2 separate regions of the Homo sapiens genome follow, and region 2 is linked to region 1. The links are chromatin loops, found by intact Hi-C in ENCODE. Cell type or tissue: sigmoid colon. All regions are shown on one strand.

Evidence for each region. Hi-C counts contacts between places; a loop is a spot of excess contacts. Peaks named below come from ENCODE experiments on the same cell type or tissue, not always from the same donor. Only the 100,000 strongest peaks of a DNase experiment are listed, where the experiment ranks them.
Region 2: it touches region 1 in a loop (2.7-fold over the local background); 3 of 110 quality-filtered maps call a loop at or near these places.

The regions. Positions count from the first base shown.
Region 1 is chr9:94,871,405-94,873,904 of GRCh38, reverse strand. The region is part of intron 5 of AOPEP (aminopeptidase O (putative)); the gene reads right to left. Among named protein-coding and RNA genes, the nearest start is that of MIR2278, 63 kb to the right of the region's middle. RefSeq lists an enhancer at 1,669-2,168. In sigmoid colon, no CTCF peak of the experiment used is centred here; no DNase peak of the experiment used is centred here; H3K27ac peaks cover 738 bases.
Region 2 is chr9:95,126,428-95,128,927 of GRCh38, reverse strand. It overlaps FANCC (FA complementation group C), which reads left to right. Exons shown (of 15, transcript NM_000136.3): 9 at 2,347-2,399. It also overlaps a transcript of AOPEP not described here. Among named protein-coding and RNA genes, the nearest start is that of MIR3074, 42 kb to the right of the region's middle. In sigmoid colon, a CTCF peak has its summit at 1,103 (motif pointing right); a DNase peak (open chromatin) is centred at 1,137; H3K4me3 peaks cover 633 bases; H3K27ac peaks cover 256 bases.

The sequences.
Region 1 (2,500 bases):
TTCTCACTTTACTGTGTGTAGTGGCTATAACTTGACTAAACATGTCAGCAATATATATCATTTACTGAAACTTCTACTACCTGAAAATTTGTATAGCATCTTGATGAAACAAAGAATAAGACAATATCATATCAAAGAAGTTGCTTGAAAAAATATTAAGCATTCGGTCACTCTTTGTTCAATCAATATATTAAATATGTAAACATAATAAACCAAAGGAAACTAAATTTGTTCTTTAAGGTCTACAAATAACTGCTCAGATTCTTCAGGTTGATTCATAATTTCTCATGAATAAACCAGATACAAAGGAAGGGAGAAATGATGTGAAGGCAGCAGTTTCCCTCTTCTGTCTCTTCTTTGAATCTGTGCAAAGTCCCCAGCTCCTTCTCAGAGTTATCTCCTAACCACTCATGCAACTGTTATTTATCAAGTTATGCTCTGGCTCCAAAGATGTCAGGTGCTTCCCAACATAATAAGATAAGGACCACACCACATATTTGTTAATTCCAAAGAATTCTGGAATCAGGACTTTCAAATTATATTCTTGGTCAAAAGGTATAACACTGTCTTTCGTAGTCTTTGAAGTAAGACAAGTAAAAATAGAAGCTTGGGGAAAGCATTCAAGTATTTTATCTGGGAGGTTTCTCCTAAATTTCCTTTGGCCATGAATCCAAAGCATTTCTGACAGATAACTGGACTAGAAACAATGCCCCTGGAAACCATCAGCCAGTATTCCCACCCATTAATTAGGTGATTCATTTTCAGTTTTTTCCTCCCTGTTTTTTTTCCCCTCATATCCTTTCCCCACCCTTTCCTTGTTGCCTTCTCTTTGGATCATCGGCTCCTCTGCTATCCGCCTCAACCTATTTATTTGTGTTATACTTCACTGCCCCTGGATATATTTCCTTTCCTTATTGCCTCTCCTGGACTCTGGGTTCCTCTTTGACAAATCTTCCTGCCTGGCTACTTAACCTGCCAGTAAAGACCTTAACCCTCTTGTGAGTGAGAAAGCTCTCTGGATGCCTCCCGTGACTGCCCCGACTTCCAGTGATTTTTATTTTCCTTAAAGTTTTAAGGCACCAATGATTGCACTTAATGGCTGTTTGTTCATCTTTCACGTCTTTTCTTTCCAAATGAGTAGGCAGCTACTTGAGAAGAGGAAATATTTTATCTAGCTCTTGGAAAATATACCATCCATATAAATGTAATGAAGCATTCACAAACTGAGCAGGATGGTGCACACATCTCACCGAGTAAGTTATTGCCTCATTTGGGGATAACAGGATTTGAGGTTAAAGGAGTTTTAGATATTAAAGTCTTTTACTGAAGAATATAGGAGACACGGTGGTATGAGAAGCTCACTGATGGAACATAGAACTTTTGCCTTAAAGAGGCATGTCTGCTGCTTGTTGAGTTAATGATCCAGAATCATGTGGGACTTGGGTTTTGAAATCCCTCCTAGGGGTTCTGAGAACATGCACTCATGAGCCCCGGGTTTGGGCCCATTTTTGCCATGTAATTCTCTGAGTAGCGATGTAAGGCAACCTTTCTTGGCCTGTTTCCGCCTCTGTAAAATGAGGGGTTAGACAGATGACCTTTAAAAACCAACCAACCAAAAGAAAAACACGACTGAAGAATGACTACTGCCCCCGTTTAGATCTCTGCCAGAGTGCGTGATGGTTCGCCCTGCCATCGATCCATTTTAAACACACGCCTCACTTGTAGGATCACTTATTCATATACCCAGAAAAACTCATCCCAAAAAGACCTGGGGGAGGAAAGTGACACGGAAATTCTAGACACTACTTTTGCTGACTCTAGAACCATATGTTTCCTATAGGTGTCTTGCTGAGCTAGAAAAAACTAGGAGGAAAATTTCGTCTTTTTTTTCTTCTTTGAGACAGGGTCTCCCTCTGTTGCCCAGGCTGGAGTGCAGTGGCACAATCAGGGCTCACTGCTGCTTCGACCTCCCCAAGCTCAGATGATCCTCCCACCTCAGCCTCCCGAGTAGCTGGGACTACAAGCACACACAAACATGCCTGGTTAACTTTAGTATTTTGTATAGAGACAGGGTTTTGCCATGTTGCCTAGGCTGGTTTCAAACTCCTGGGCTCAAGTGATCCACTGGCCTCAGCCTCTGAAAGTGCTGGGATTACAGGCGTGAACCACCATGCCCAGCCCATATTTCTTGTTACTTTGATGAATGAGATGCAAGATAGGAAAAAAAAAATTAACCAAACTTCAGTACCAATAAATATCAGATAGGCAAAATACTTTTAAGTCTGTAACAATCAAGTTGATAAGAGGTTGCAGAAATTCAAGTGTGCTGGAATGCCAATCTGACACTCCAACATTAGTAAAACCAAAAACAGCACATGCTGAGCTACTTTCTTCAATCAGACAATCTCTGTGGTAAAGGAAATGGGATCAAAATATCAAGATGAGCATGCCATTGGCTTGAGGTATGTGTCAGATTTATTGTGGCCAAGAAGATTAAAAT
Region 2 (2,500 bases), 260 kb before region 1:
TCTCAAAAAAAAAAAAAAGGAGACTGGTTTTCAAATCAAAATCTCTGCCGTTGCTGTTTCTGCAGGTTCCCCTGCCTCCTGGCCTCTTACCTGTTTTAAAAGCTAAAATGGGTTGTGGAAGCAGGCTGAGAGTAGCCAAGGGTCTGAAATATTTGGAAAGAAAGAAATCTAAGAGGAGAGTCCATCTGTATGGGGAAGAACAAGCAGATTCCACACAGCCAGCAGGCATTTAAAACATTGGATTGAGCGATTTTGCTAGAAAACAGCGCACAGAAGAGGAGCAGATCTAAGCTCTCACTCTCTTCTAACAAACTGAGTAAGAGCTGTCTTCCTTGCTCCCCCAGTGGTTTTCATAGTAGCCCTAATCTACATCTGATCATCATTTTCTTTGCTGTTTGGAAATCCCTATAATTAGTATTGAATGATTCTCTACTAGCATCAAACCTATAGAATGGCTCTGGGATAGTTTGACCATTTAGAAAAAAGAAATTTAATTTTACCATTTTCAAGTTTCATCTTACTTTCTATCAACGCATTTCCAAGCTCTTATCTGTCTGCCTGTGGGCACATAACAGTGCTATTTGATCTTAAACACTCTTATTCAATAGGCATGTTGTTGTACAAACTTTGAAAATTGCTCTGGCAAACTTAGATGAATCACATTTCTTCAAGACATACGGTTGCTTTTCCCTTGTTTTATTTTTTCATTATGAATACATAGAAACTTTTATATTTTCCGTGCTTATATCCGGTGACCTCTTAATAACTTTTATTATTTACAGTGAGACTGGGCATCAGGAGATTAACTGACATGCCTAAGTTCGAAGCCACGAAATAACCTGCCTCTCCTCTCTTGAACGGTGGTCCTGCCAAATTATTTTCTTGCATAGATAATGAATTTATCTGTAAGAATATCAAGTTGGTTCCTTTTAGATAAAAATGCACATCAGTGAAGGATGAGGGAGCATAGATTATTTAAAGAGTAGGACATTTTAACTTGCAAATTAGAAATCTTGAAATAATTAAAAGGAGATTTATCCTGTCCTGAAAAAGTGGCAGAGCTCCTGCCTGGAGCCCGGCGGGTCCAGCAGTGCTGACCAGTGGACGCTAGATGGCGCGGGCTCAATGTCATCGGGGAGGCCGCGAGGAGGCGCGGTCCTGCCTCAGTGTGATCCAGGGCACGGCCGGAGCAGAGCGCCTCCTTTTTTCTTGCCGACGGGGGCCTGTGAACAGTGTTTCCCAAAGCTAGTCATATCAAATGCACTCTGACTTGAATTTCCAATAGCGCCTGATCCACTAACATGTGAATGCTGCTGTGAAGCAGGGGTCCCCGCCCCCTGGGCGCACAGCGGAGAGGAGCCCCTAGCCTTCCCGCCCGCACCTGCCCCTGTCAGAGCCCCGCGCTTCGCTTCCCACGGAACCAGAGCCCCATCCTGACTGCGCATGCCTGGAATCGGGTTGTCCTCTGATGATCTGAGGAGCAACCGTTTCATCCCAAAACCATCTCCCCCTCCCGGTCTGTGGAAACATTGCCTTCCAAGAAACCGGTACCTGGTGCCGAGAAAGTTACGGACCCTGCTATAAAGGATCTGTTTTGGAACACAAATGGGCATTTTCATCTGGCATCATCTCATACTTTGAGCTCTGGCCAAAAAGATAGGGAACCAGGGACTGGGCCAGTGAAGCTCCCCCCAGCTCCCAGGGCTACCGGAGGCCAGCTTCTGCAGACTCAAATAATCAGAACCCATCACCGAAATATTCAAGGAGAAATTAGATAACTTTTATTCTTCTTCATGAACCCCCTTTTCATCTTAACGCAAGCTGTTAAGTGCATTAAGATGTGATGTGATTTAGTCCAGCGTGGTAGTGGTCACTGGTTTGCCAATAATAATTCTAAATTGTTATGTACCCATTACCGAATAAACAGGCTGCAGGCACGGGCCTGACCTCGAGGCACATCTAGCCATTTGAGGAGGTCACACAGGCACACTTCAGTAGAACTGGCAGTACAGGCAGGCTCCACGGCATGCGGGCAGAGGGATGTTTAAAGTTTCTCTAATACTTACTGATTCTGTATTATGGATCGCCTGAGCTTTTATAGAAAATGTGGGACATACAGGAGTATACAGAGGAATAAGCTGCCTGTAACCCCTGCCCAGGGAGACCACCGTATGCACTTGTATGTGGGGCGTTTTCAGTACAGCAGTGGTTCGTTCTTCTAACCAAAAGGAGTATGCCAGTTTTCTGGACATCAGCAGTTCCCAGTAACTCCTTTGGCTGATAATAGCAAGTTTCTGAGAAAGTGCTTGTGATATTTCACATTCTCATGGTCTTCTCCTTTTACAGCCTCAAGCAGCCTGCCACCCTGCCATATTCCGGGTTGTTGATGAGATGTTCAGGTAAACGTTACACTGTTTCTTCTAGTAATTGATGTAAAAAAGGTTCCATTTCCAAGCATGAATCAGAAAATGTTGTGGTAGTCTCTGGCTGTATCATGGGG